Linked DNA regions of Homo sapiens: region 1 is linked to region 2. A link is a contact called in ENCODE Hi-C or POLR2A ChIA-PET data. All regions are on one chromosome and are shown on one strand. Each heading gives the region's core, a stretch centred on a gene start or an enhancer-like site at or near the end of the contact. The rest is flanking DNA. Distances are from core to core; before and after follow the strand shown.

The links. Hi-C counts contacts between places; a loop is a spot of excess contacts on that map. ChIA-PET counts read pairs that join two places held with the same protein, here RNA polymerase II (POLR2A). Pooled maps may share reads with other maps.
Region 1: a loop to region 2 is called in a pooled map, with 4 times the contacts of the local background. The contact joins the promoter of HCG21 here to the promoter of DDR1 in region 2. A Hi-C loop is called at or near these places in 2 of 37 single-sample maps with no recorded cell type and 6 of 50 pooled maps. POLR2A ChIA-PET finds 5 or more read pairs at or near these places in 8 of 52 experiments (CD4-positive, alpha-beta T cell, CD4-positive, alpha-beta memory T cell, PC-9 and 5 more).

Annotation. Positions count from the first base shown.
Region 1 is chr6:30,953,075-30,959,825 of GRCh38, reverse strand. It overlaps HCG21 (HLA complex group 21), which reads left to right and starts at 4,964. Exons shown (of 3, transcript NR_138040.1): 1 at 4,964-5,049. It overlaps MUCL3 (mucin like 3), which reads right to left. Exons shown (of 3, transcript NM_080870.4): 3 at 5,605-6,751. The coding sequence ends at 6,709. RefSeq lists an enhancer at 3,434-4,114.
Region 2 is chr6:30,881,077-30,887,786 of GRCh38, reverse strand. It overlaps DDR1 (discoidin domain receptor tyrosine kinase 1), which reads right to left and starts at 3,268. Exons shown (of 18, transcript NM_001297654.2): 1 at 3,077-3,268. RefSeq lists enhancers at 861-1,367, 2,383-2,890, 2,960-3,733, 6,168-6,710.

The sequences.
Region 1 (6,751 bases), core at 3,715-6,214, 70 kb before region 2:
TGGTGGCAGCCTCTGGGAGGGGTGAGTGCTGAGATGGGAGGCTCGCTTGAGCCCAGGAGGTCAAGGCTGCAGCAAGCTATGATTGTGCCACTACACTCCAGCTTGGATGACAGAGCAAGCCCCTGTCTCAAAAAAAAAATAGAAAAAAGACTTAAACATATTTAGGGGGGACACTGTTCAGTTCATAGTAGATATATTTAAATTAGTAAGTCCTTTCAGAGGTGAGATTGGGACAGGAAGCTATTTTGAGACTTACAATATTCTTTAGTCCAATAAAAGACGCAATTTAAGGTCTCATTAAAAAAAATCTATGAATTGCAATACAATATGGGCATGATGTTTAAATCTGCACTTGCAAATACTGGGATAAAAAGCTAAAAGTTAAAAGTCGTCTCCTCTGGAGAACAGGAATTGGACATGAAAAGGGGGAGGGTGCATCCGTGCTAGTTTTTGCAATAAATCTATGGAACTATTGGACTCTTTAAACTATTTACATGGATTGCTCTGGTAAAACTTGCAGAGAAAATACATACACACAGAGAGTAGGAGATAAGGACATGAAGATAGTGTTTGTAGGGGATTGTTTCAAGAGGCTTGGTGATGAAGGGGAGCTGATGGGGGCAAGGCTGAGAAGATGTGGGTGGGGGTCTGTGAAGATGGCTGCCAGCAGAGCAGAGCTTTCCAAAGTGTGTCCCTGGACCACATCAGGAGTGCCTGGGGAACTTGTTAATTTTTTTTTTTTTTTTTTTAATAGAGACAGTGTCTCGCAATGTCGCCCAGGCAGGTCTCTGACTCCTAGCTTTGGGCAATCCTCCCACCTTGTCTTCCAAAAGTGCTGGGATTACAGGCCTGAACCACTGCATCCAGTGGCCATCTCCATTTTATTTATTTATTTTTTATTTTTTTGAGACAGCATCTCATTCTGTCACCCAGGCTGGGGTGCACTGGTGTGATCTCAGCTCACTGCAACCTCTGCCTCCCAGGTTCAAGTGATTCCCCTGCCTCAGCCTCCCAAGTAGCTGAGATTACAGGTGTGCACCACCACACCTGGCTAAGTTTTGTATTTTTAGTAGAGACGGGGTTTCGCTATGTTGTCCAGGCTGGTCTCAAACTCCTGGCGTGATCCGCCCACCTCAGCCTCCCAAAGTGCTGGGATTATACGCATGAGCCACCGTGCCGGGTCTTTAGAAATCTACTTTTTAAAAATACTCTCCTCTGGGTGCTTCCTGTGCACACTGCTTAGGGCTTATTTGGCTGGTGTTGGGAAGGACCCTGTAGAAGGAGAAGGAAAAACTGGAAGGGGAAGAAGCCCATGAAGAAGGCAGGAGGTGTGGGATGGGGGAGCCAGAGCCAAGATGCACGAACACTCCAATGTTAGCAGGGGAGAATGGATGCTGATGAAGGCGGCTTTTTAGACTTGATGGTGGGAAGACGAGGTGGGTCCTGACAGTATTTTGCACACTTGTGCCTCTCTTTTATTATATGCCTTCTTTGTGTGATCTCTGCCTTTCCTAGTGAACTGTGAGCTCCCTGAAGGCAGGGCCTGTTGCTGTTTTGTTCACTGATTTATCTTCAGAACTAGCACAGAGTAGATGCTCAAAAAATGTTTGCCAGATGAACACGTGAATGTCACGTTTGATATGATGTGACATCCAAGTGAAGATATTATTGAAAAAAAATTGAAAATAAAGGACTGGATTTCAGAGCCAAGGTAGACTTAATATGAGTTTGGAAGTTGCCTGTTGCAGTAATAATTTGGGCCTCTTAAAATGAACAAGCTCACAGAGACGCAGGGAGGAGGAAAAGAACAGGATGTGCAAGGCAGGGTCTCCAGGAGAGTGCCTGGGATAAGAGAGCAGAGAGAGGATGCAGGAAACAGACATCAAAGAAGCCACCACAAAGCAGCCTCCTGTTCATTCAGCCTAGGGCTGTTTCTGTTTATTCCAATTCCACAACTGTCTCCTTGCTCCCTTTTTATGGCATTCCATCCTACAGTGGAAGCGAAGGGGCTTTATAAATCTGCCTGACATTGGGTTGTAGTCATTAGGCAGAGAAACTTGAAACATTGAAGGGACCAAGGAGAGAAGTCAGGTGGAGAGAAGTCAGGTGAAATGGCTAGGAAGACAGGAATTTGGATTGTACTTCTCTTCAGGCTAATATCACCCACAGTTCCCGTATCCCTGGGATCCGAAGGATCCCTCCCTGTCTCTATCCGGGGATTATGAAAGCCCTACTGAGGATTTTAATTTAGGCAGTATTTCTGGAAGTGATATTTTCATTTCACTTGGCTTTAGACTTGGAGCCTAGCTCTAATAAATATTTAAAGATGATATTGAAACTAGAATTTTCAAGTTAGATACAAAGCATTTGTTGAGCAGCCGTTAAACCCGGGATTCTAAGGAAATACAACACAGCTATTATTTGTGTTCATGCTTACAGCGGAGCATTGGAAGGGGAAGATGAAGGTGGGTTTGCTGCAAGGTGAAGTTGGGGGTCAAAATCGTGGTTAGTGGGGGTTAAGGTTAGTACTGGCTTTTGCAGAAAGGGGCAAAAAAGAAGTTCATCATCTTTGCTTGCTTTTTGCTTTTGCAAAAGAATGAGAATAAGAAAAGCAAACAGAATGCCTGGGACAGGAACCCTTGTCTCCTTCAGACTTTTTGTGGCCTCAGTGTCTTCTCCGATTGATGGATAATTCACTTACCAGTCTCAAGATTCCAAAGAGAAGCATCACCTGGATGCAGGAGGTGGGAGGTAATTTCCCTCACCTCATCTTGAAATAATCCATGTGGGAAGTTGTTATCTAGAATGCCTGGGTTCTAGAGGGCAGATGGGCTCCAGAGGGGGCCTTGATGCCTGGTGTCTCAATGGGACATGAAGTTGCAGGAAGAATTAAAAGCTTGCCAGGGGCAGGGTTCTGGGAGGAGTAAGATCAGTTGGGGTAGGTTCCAAGACAGTGGTGAGTGGGGACTGGGAATGCTGGATTCCTGGGTTCTGAGGGTTGCTCCCACAATATGTCTGGCTTAATTTCTTTTCTCACTTGACCATAGCTGTGGCATTTATAGTTGCCACCAGGCAGGGGAGGCCGTAACTTCTGGACGCTCCCTCTCCAGGGAGGGGTATCTTAAGGCCATGACAATATGAGGGAAGAAGGAGGGAGCGGGAGAGAACAAGGGAATCACATCTGTGGGAGGAGAGGAGACCCACCCTCCCAGCCAGAGGTCAGCAGAAACCTGTTTTCTCTGGGATGTCTCATTTCTGGGACAGAGGCCTTTGTAGGAGGCAGAGGGGAGAAAAATGAAGGTGACTGTGTCCCAAATCATTGGATCTTCTTACTTTGCCAGCACCTCTCCAGGGACAGCTGGGCACTGTGAGGGGAGGATGCAGAGCCTGTGACTATGAGGCCAGTTAATGTGTCTCCGGGGACAGAGGCTGGCAGAAAAAACCCTGACCTGGGATACTGGCAGTGAGGCCAGAAGAAGACTCTGGACGTTCAAGGAGCTGGAAAGGGAGGCCTGGACTCTGGAAGAAGGGGCTGGACACCCTCGTGCAAATCTCAATTACACCCTGTTCCTTAGGTGGTCCCTGTAACATCCCACCCGTCCAGGTGGGGCTGCCTTGGTGTCAGAGAACCTGGCTCCACTGAGGAACAAAGTGAAATTGAGGCTTGGAGAAAATAAAGCAAGCCTTCTGTTCCATAGGAGCCGTGTGGGTTTGAACAGGGCTCTTCTCTGAGCCTCGGTTTTCTCATCTGTAAAGCAAGCTTTATAAGAACTCTTATAAGGTCTGTAACTTCTTATAAGGCTTGTAAAGCAGGCCTCGTAACTCGCAGGGTGATCGGAGGATCACAGGTGCGATGTACGTGAAAGCACAGCACAAACGGGTGTCAGTTTTATGGCCAATGTCACGGGGGTAGGAGCTACGCCCAGGCCCGTCAGTCCAGGCCCCTCCCTGGGGGCTGGGGGCTGGGAGGAGGGGATTCGGCGCAGTAGGGCTGGGGCGCTGCGGGGGCGGCGGCCTCGAGCCACTAATCTGAGCTGTCCGCAAGAGATCAGAAGCCGCCCGCAAAGCGGAACCTGGAGGAACGAGGGAGGGCCGCAGTCTCGGGGAACCGGAGCCCCCGCTGCGACTCCGCCGGGACAGCAGCTTCCGGCGCCCCGGCAGCCTCCTGCCCTCGGGGCACTCGCTCCCCCCGAGGTGTACTCCCCGAGGGCTGGGGGAGCGCATTCCCTCCCGTCCTACTGATTAAGTAATTATCCCTAATGAGGGCCCAGCCCCGGAGCTTGTTAAAGGATTTCCGCCTAGATTTCAAAGTGATAATTAGCGGGGAATAGAGAGGAAAGTGGGAGGGAGACACCCGCCGCGCCCCAGGGCCCACAGTCCGCCTTTGCCGGGCGAAGAACCTCCCCATCCCCCTTATACACCCTTTGACCTCCAGTGCTGCATTTTGGTGTCTTGATAGGGGAGGGGTCTGTCCGGTTGGATGTTTAGGACTCTAGAGGCAGAGATGTTTTTATTTCGTTTTGTTTTTGAATTGGGGTCCAGGCTGAGTTTAGGGGTTTCTGCATCCCTCCCAGGGCAGAGAGACACTCCTGTCCTGGCAGATGCCACAGGCTGAGTCACCGTCTACCCAGACAACTAAAATCCAGGCATCTTCCTCCTTTTCTCGAGGGCTCTCCAGCCCCTTCCAGAACCCAGGTGTCCCTCTGCCTCCTTTCTCCAGGGGCCTAAGTCTGGGTCCCTCTGGCATCTGGCATGTCTGCTTTCTGAGAGTCAAGCTTCAATCTTGCCTTTAGCAGAGCGGGTCTCTGGTGGGAGATTCAGTAATAAGGGCCTTCCCAGCCCAGCCAGGGCCAGATAGTTCAGTGACATCAGTGTCAGGGTTGGGATTACTGACCATGATAGGTTTCCAGCTTTCAGCAAATGGGGATGCCCAAAGGAGCAGATAGCGAGTGACCTGTGGCCCTGCTGTTTGATTCTGGATGGAGTTACGTTTAGGAGCCTGGCAGCAAACTGGGGCACCTGTTCAATTAGTGATGATGCCATACTCTGGTAAGAGAGCCAAGGCTGCATGGGTGATGGGAGGTTTCTGTTGGGACTGACATGGGCACACAACGGTTTTGGAGCAGGGCTGGTGTCCTAACATAAATAGGGGGCATAGTAGATGCTCACGGAGTTGGGCTTAATGAATTAGGGTGTTGTTTTATTCTATATAGCACCTAACTTGTGACAACTCTTGTTGAATTATTTAATTTTAATTTTCCTGTCTTTGTGTCTCAGGTGAGAACTATGTCTTATACTTCTTTATATCCTCAACAGAGTATATAATAGTTGCTTTAAAATACTTGCTTATTAATTGACAGGTTTTTCTACTCATTTTGTCACCATGCAAATAAACCCAGCCTGGACTGAGGCTGGCTCTTACCTAAACCCAGAAAGGAGCCATTTTTGGAGCAATAGAAATTCAGCCTCCCCTTTCTTGACCCTCCATAGATTGCCAGTCCTGCCCTCCAGCTCCTCTGTCTCCTCCACTTCTGTAAGGTCTCAGCCAGAGCCAGGAACGCCAGTCAGAACTTTCTCCCAATGGATAGTCTAATAACTATGATGCCCTTTATAAACATGTTATACTTTATTATAAAAAAGGTCAATAGACAGAAGGAAACTATCATCATCATTCTCCTTTTCCCCCTCTACCCAATCAGTAATAAGGTGAAATGGCCATAAGAAGAGAGAGAGAAAATCCAGAAAACACACACAGATGAAATGCCTACAAGGAGGAAAACTTGAATCTGGGGTGAAGGTGGGAGGAGAGAGAATGGGGACAGTAGAGAAGATGGGTAACTTTTACGAGATAAAGCTACAGCTGGCTTTTGGTGGAAGAGACAGGAAAATAAATGCTGAGACACCAATCAGGGAAGGTCTGGGGTGGAGATCAGTGGGTGAGACTGCTGGCCAAATAAAAATCCCCTCCTTGCGTGTCCACCCACAACCCAGCAAGCCAAACCAACAGGGCGTCCACTGTAGACATTTAGGAAAACTAAGGGATTTGGGAGGAAGAGGAAGCAACCATGTAGATGAGAGATATTTATGATTTCTTCTGGACTTTTTTTTCTCCAGGGCATGGAGAGAGTGGAGAAGGAAATAAATTCTCTTTTCTTCTTGGATCCGTTTTTTTTGTTTTTTTTTTTCATTAAAAAAATGGGGGTGGGGGCAAGGGTCCTGAGAACTCAGAGATGAGCCTGTTTACACACAAACTCTTAAGTAATAGTGAATGGAAATAACATAATGCTGTCCTGAAACCCAGAGACTCTGCCCTCAGTCCCTCCCTTTCCCCATAAACCCCACTCACAAGTCAGTCTGGGGCATTGCCTATAAGGCTCCTGTCCTTCCTTTAGGACTCAGTGCAGTGTTCTGCATTGGTGCCCCCACAACATGTCCATCAAACACCTTTTCATTCTCAGACCATTACCTTCTACAGAGAATGTCTGCTCGTATTATTCATTCTTTCTTCTTTGTCCCCTAAACTTACACCCTCCTTGCTTATCACCTCATTCCCCAACCAGTTTCAAGAACAGATGAAGGGTTAATACTGGTAACCGTCAGTATTCTCTGCCCTTCCTGTAGTCCCGGAAATAGAAATTGTGAGTCCGGTTCCTCATCCAGGAAAGGGGCAGAGCATGGAAGAGCCAGGGCTGGGCGCCTACTCCAAGATCACCGTGGGGAAGGGATCTGGCCCATGCCAAGATTCTGCTGC
Region 2 (6,710 bases), core at 2,019-4,518:
CTCTTTAAAAAAAGTGAAAAATAAAAATAAAAAAGAAGATTTCAAAGATGTTTATTATGGTACCTTTTGTAAGACATAAATCTGTAAGATATGTGAATGCCCACAGGGGACAGGCTGGAATTAAAAAAAATAAGGTTTATTGACTACTATGCAGCTATGAAAAGTAACAAAGAGGCAATATATTCCTAACTTTGTGTGATTTCCATGTATATCTGTTGAATATGAAAAGCAAGCAACAGAAGTATAAAAAATATCCCACCTTTTGAAAATAGAATAAACAAGCACCCATGTTTGTATATATACCTGTGTGTACGTCTAGAAGGAGAGAATATATAATAGAATATAACAATAGAATACAATATAACAAGAGTTAACATGAACGGGGCAAAAGAAAAGCAAATTTAAAAAGACAGGTTGATTGTACTATTTTTCTAAATCTTGTAACATAAATGCATTTATGTAAAATCATAAGATATGTAAAAGAATATGAAAATCATTTTGACTTTTAAAAAATAAATATGTCCCAGGAAAGGTTGGGCAATTCCTTGTTGAGGATATGATAGAATTAAACATCAGATAAGCCTGGACCAGCTCACCCTGCTGCCCTCCCACATAGGAGTCCAGAATTCTAAGAGAAGGGCAGAGGGGACCCCAGCACCTTCTAGTCTTACTGTCCCCTATAGCCCTCTAGGCCCAGGGTGGTCCCTGGACCATCAGCAATACCTGGAAGCATGGAAGAAATCAGAATCTCAGGCTCACCCTTGACCTGCTCAATCAAAATCTGCCTTTTAACACAATTCCCAGGTGACCTGTGCCCATTAAAGTTTGAAAATCCCTACTCTGTTCCTCAGGCCCAGGAAGCTTACCCCACATAAAACTATTCTAAATGGCATCTCCTTACAAACCCAAGTAACTACTCTCCCCTCCCCTGCTGCAGGAAAAGCTATCCTAACCTGTACTGGTCTCAGAGCCCTGTACTGAAGTCTCCAGGCCCTGGAGTCCTGAGGGACTCGACTGCCACCTCTTATCAGGTTCAGGGCATCTTGGGCCCAGTTATCCCTGCTCTGCCTTCCTGAGACCCAGACATCCAGTCCCCCCAGTTCCCACTTCCAGAAGGTGGCTGCCTCTGAGGGACTGAGGAAAGGCTGAGTTGCCTTGGAGACGAGGGCGGGTCTAAAGACAAGGAAGGCAGGTCACCCCAGGAGGTAGGAGGAGTGGGGGATACTCCCCCATCCCTTTGTCCTCCTCCAGCTGCTCCCACAATGCACTAGGGCAGGAATGTAAGAGGCAGCTGAGACCCCAGAGCTCTGAAGCAGCAGCTGAGGGGGACGACTGAGTTGTGGGGGGCACTCAGAGGCTAGAACCAGAAGGCATCACGCCTGGTCCCTTAGGGTCCAGCGCCGGGGAGCAGGCTGCCAGAGTCCCAGGAGACTGGCTTGGAATTCCTGGGTGCCGCTCTCCAACCCCACCTCTCTCGGGAACAGCGGGGCTCTTGTTCCCCTAAGTAACCTTCATGCCTATCCCAGATGAGTCATCAGAGCCACACAGAGCCGAGAGGAGCCCGGGGCAGAGATACAAAGGCAGGCAGAGGATACGAGGCAGGCGGAGACAGAGCGAGAGCCACAATGCAAGAGGTAAATAGAGCAGGCTCAGAAACACGGGGCACAGAGCCAAGCAGAGGAACACGGAGAAGCACAGAGACGTCTGGGCTGTCTGTTCTCCAACACCCCCAGTCACCTCATCTCTCTCCACTGGGTCTTCAGTCCACAGTCAGAGACCCAGAGGGCAAGAGAGGACAAGCCCAGAAGACCTTCCCCAATCCCACCCCCTTCCACTCCATTACAACCAAAGACAAACCAGGGGCCAGGCCACCCTGCCTCAAGCCCTTCACGCTCCTCTCCCAACCCCCAAGTCCCACTCAGACAACACCCACACAGCTCTGTACACACACACACGGTGAAACACACAAACTTACTGAACTGGCTGTAAACAGCGAGGCTAAATGTGGCATGCACACACCCACCTCTCAGTGTCCCTGACAACCCTCACAGAGTTTCTGAGACAGAGCAAACACAGAAGCTCATGCATACATCAACCCGTCCACACCTTGGCATTCCTTCAAGTCCAACCCCATCGCTCAGTGAATAGCCACCTTCAGACACCTGTGAACATGAAATGACAGACACCACATGCTCCTGTGACCAAAAGACAGCATGAGACACACACACCCGGGCCCTTGGGCACAGGATCCCCAGAGAACTGGGGCCCAGCCTCTAACACACATGGGTGACCAAGCCAGAGGGACGTCGAGGGGGCAGGGAACAGGTGGGCGCTGGGTGGGAAGAGTGGCAATAAGGACAACAGCCTTTCCCTGCCTTTCCACTCACTCCCCTTTCACCTGTCTCCACCACACCACTCAGTCCTGGACACACCTACAGGCCCTCAGCAACAGCCAGCGAGCTTGGGCGCCTGCCTCTGGCTGCTGGAAGCGCTGGGAAGAAATGTTCAGCCAAGAGCCAGGCATGGGGGGGTGGGACCCTGAAGCTGGCGCTCACCGGCAGTGACATTCTCTCATGCCAGAGCTAATTGACCATCCAGCCGGGAAGAGTGGTGTCACTGGTGGGTTAGAGTGGCAGTCCCTCTTTTTGCTGGACTGTGACCAGACTGACCAACTGGGTGTTGGCTGAGCGGAGGCTTAGCAGTTAGATGCCCGCAGGGACTGGCCAGGTGGAGGGCAGGCGATAGATGAGCTGACTCAGTGGGGCTGCACAGGAGCACCTCCTCCCGGGGCTCAGTTCCTCCGCACTGAGTGAGAGGGGACTTGCCTCAAGGCTGGAGGCTCAAAACTCTTTCTGGGAGGTCACGGGCTTCACCTCCACCCAGTCCCCGCCCCCGGTTTTCAGACGGTATGCCAGAGCATCGGGGAGGCGGGCAGGGAGGCTTAGAAGAGCTGGACGACCAAGCATGGCTCGGGACGTCCTGCCTCCCCCGCCCCTCGCCCTGCAGGCGCCGCCGCGCGCCCCCACCCCAAGAGCCCCAGGCCTCCGCCCGCGGGTTCCGCCGCCGCTCTCCCTACCTCTCATCGCTCTTCCCGGCAGACCCAGGCGTCCGACCCGGGAGCGGGGCCTCTTCGGCGGCGGGGCGAGGGGCGGGGGAGGCGGAGGGAGCCAGGAGCCGGGAGCCGGGAGCGGGAGGCGCCGGCGGGGCTCGGGTGTCGGGAGGCGGCTCCCGAGAGCAGCTGTCGGGGGCCTGTTCCGGGGAGAGGAGCCAGGGCTGGGGCGGCTCGGGCCCAGGCGCCGCCTCCCCCTCGCCTCGGCTCCCTCCCTTCCTCCTCCCGCTCCTCGCTCCCCTCCCTCCCCTCGGCCTTCTCGCCGCGCGTTCGGGCTCGCAGCCCTCCCTTCCCCCTCCCGGACCCAGTAGTCCCAGTGGCTCCCACGCCCGGCGCCGAGCTCCAGGCCCCGCGCCCGCCACGCCCACCCCGCGCGCTAGCGCCCGGCCCGGCCTCCCCCAGGTAACCCGCCCGCCAAGCCCGCCTGGGCGCTCCCAGGCCGCCCAGCCGCCCGCGCCGCTGCCTCCGGCCGGCTCCGCGCCCAGCCCCCTCCACCCACTCGCAGCCCACCCCCGCTTCCCCAAACGAGAACCTCCAAAGCTGGCGCCCCAGGGGGCTGGCTGCAGTCCCGCTCAGGGCCCACGAGGGGAAGACGCCCCTCCTACTTCTGGGATCGGTTCCTGGTGGGAGAGGCAAAGGGGAGCAGCCCCAGGGCACAGAGGAAGAAGCAGGTTCCCACAGGCTCGGCCCAGCCCAGCTGCGGGAGTTAGCCCAGAGAAGGGAGCAGAGCTCAGGTCTCAGGGCTCACCTGTCCAGCCAGGCCCCAGACTGCTCTTCTCCCTCCACCAACCTTTGCTCCTCTCTCGCAGCCTGTGCGCTCCCGCCCCTACGACCCAACCTGGAAGGCCCCAGACCCTGAAGGCGGGCCCACTCTCTTCTCCTTCTCCTCTCAGTTCCTCTCTCTGAAGGGCGTTCTAAGGGACCCGGGGGTCCAGACGCCCAGGCCCTGATTCCCCTGGGCTCCCAACGGAGTGGAGTGGGAGGGGGACTCAGGAGTCCTCAGGGCAAGCCTCCCTCAGGCCCAGCCAGCTCTGGCCGTAGTGGGCCAGAGGGTCTGATCACTGGCCAGAAGAGGCCAAAAATGAGGCCAGGACAAAGTTGAGTGGTCGGGAGGAGGAAGAAGAGGAGCAGGAGAAGGATGGAGGCACACTGAAAATCACACACAGTCAAAAGGAAGGGGACCAAGAGACCCAGGGAAGATGAAACAGTGAGACTGAGTAGGCAAAGCAACTGAGAGAGCTACTGGGCAGAGGATGGAGCGGGACAGAACAGCTTGTGGTGGGAGGTGCTTTTTCCCCACTCAGCACTACCTCAGCCCCTCACCTCTCTCCACACCCCCACACCTGCTCACCACCTAGACAATGTCACGGTCACAGGAAGTTCTCGCTCCACTGCACATCTCCGCCCCAGGAACCTCACAGTAGATAAAAACATACCCTGCTTGCAGTCCCAGACAACAATCCCAAGAAAGAAACACGAAGTCCCAACCAGACAAGTACACAAAAGCACTACCAGGAAGAAGCTGGCCCTTGGGAAAGGCCGAGGCACACATGGGCACTAGTTCAGAAGCCCAAGGACGTTCCAACGGCTGAGGGACCTGCTAACAGACAGCCCCAGGGTCACTCGAAGAGCAGCTTCTTCCCGCCTTCCTGTCCCACCAAGCCCCCAGGGATTCATTCCCCCAGAACACCTACCCCTCCAGAGAACAGCAGCTGGGGAATCTAGGCCCAGGAGACGCTGGACTGGGGGTGGGGCCAGCCTGGGGGTGGGGCCAAGGCTTCCCAAGTCACCTCACCTGGCAGCCCACAGCCCCTCCTTCCAGGAGCTGTGCTCTGGGAAAGCCCCAACAGGCCTGCCAGGCAAGCTACAGCCCGTCATACCCTGGTGGGACATTCCACACCCCAGGCCCACGCTGACCCCAGCTAAGTGGCATGGCAGTGCCAGACAGAGGGGTCCACTGGGGAGAGCAGAAGGAGCTAGAGAGTCCTGAAACCTTTGTCCCCTCTTCTCACTGCCTCAGGAGAAATTCCTAGTGGTGATGCCCACCTCGCCCCAGCTCTAGGCTGGAGGAGTGGGAGGGATGCAAGGCTGGGGCCCAGTGGAGTCAAGTGACAACGGAAAGGGAGCTGGAGCCAGCTGGAATGCGGGACTCGGAGCCGAGATTCCCAGGGGCCTGAGAGGGAAATCCCAGCCATCCTGGGGCCCAGAGAGCAGCACCAAAGACCAAGAGGGCCTGATTACCCATCCGTGGTCCCCAGAGCCCATTCCACATCTCCTGCATCACTCCGAACCCCAGAGGCCCCCTGTGTCCCTGAGAACCCCCAAATGACCCTCTACCATCCCCTCCCATCCTGGGCTTCCCTCCCCTTCAAGCCAGTGGCAGCCTGCTGCCCAGGAAGGAGAGGATGGGAAACAGCTGAAAAAATGTGAGGAGAGGCACGTAGGAGAGGGGAGAAGGCAGCTTCAGGCCTGCAGACCACCTGGCCACAGGAGGGAAGCCCAGCACGACCAGCGAGCGAGAGGACGGACCAGATGGGCCCCCACACATACACTAGCTGCAGTCCCCTTCCGGGAGCTGCAGCTGCCTCTGGAGGAGCAGGCTGGGTCAGCAGCTGGGGAGAGTAAGAAGCGACGGGTGGGGGGCAGGGTGAAGGAGTGTACAAGGCTTTGGGTGTGAGTCAGACCTGATGCCACTGAATAAACTGGAAACTGAGGCCAGGGAGCGAAGGAGGAGATTGAGATGACGTAGCTCTGGGAGAGAGATGAAACAGCTCAGCTGTGGTTGGGGAAGAAAAGGGCAAGGGACCAGAAGAGGGAGAGGAGGCTGATGGTCAGATGGGGACAATGGTGAGAGAATTCCCAGAGAGACGGAGATGGACTGAGGTCAAGGCCAAGGAGACAGGTCTGAGAGAGGAAAAGGAGGATGAAGACAGGGCACACACAGCAAAAGGTGGGAAGCCCCAGGGGCTCAGAGGAGGAGACTGAAGTTTGGGAAGAAAAGGGCTGAACTGGATGAAGGAACTGAAGTGGACTCGGGAAGGAAACAGTGTTGGAAACAAACTCCTAAGAGAGGAAGGCAGGGAACTGAGGAGGCTTGAGAGCTGGGCAGACAGATCAAGGGGACAAGAAGCAAGGACAAGGGAAGAAGGGGCTGGAGTGAAACAGAGAGTGGAGGGAAAGAGGAGGGAGACTGGGGCGCAGAGTGTGAAGCTAAGGGACACGGGGAGATGAGAAGTATAAAAGGCTGAGAAAGGAAGAGGCACCTGCGGGACAGATGGGGACATGAGGACCAAAGAGAGAATCTAACCTGTTTCTGGACAACGGTCCCCCTTTGGGGACACCCTAGTCCCTCAGCCCATTCACCACACCATGGCACCCAACTCTATTCCCTCTCTTTCCCCTCCTCCCTGCCAGGCTCTGGGCCGCTCCCCTCCTCCCAACACACCTCCAGCCTCCAGCCGGGGACCGCCTGGTCCCTGCCCACAAGGGGAGGGCCCAGCTCCAGTGCCCACTCCTGCCCTCCCAGTTCATCTCTGGCTTCCCCCCTCTCACCTCCAGCTCAGGATTCTCTTAGGTCCCAGTCACCCCAGTCTCAGGCCTT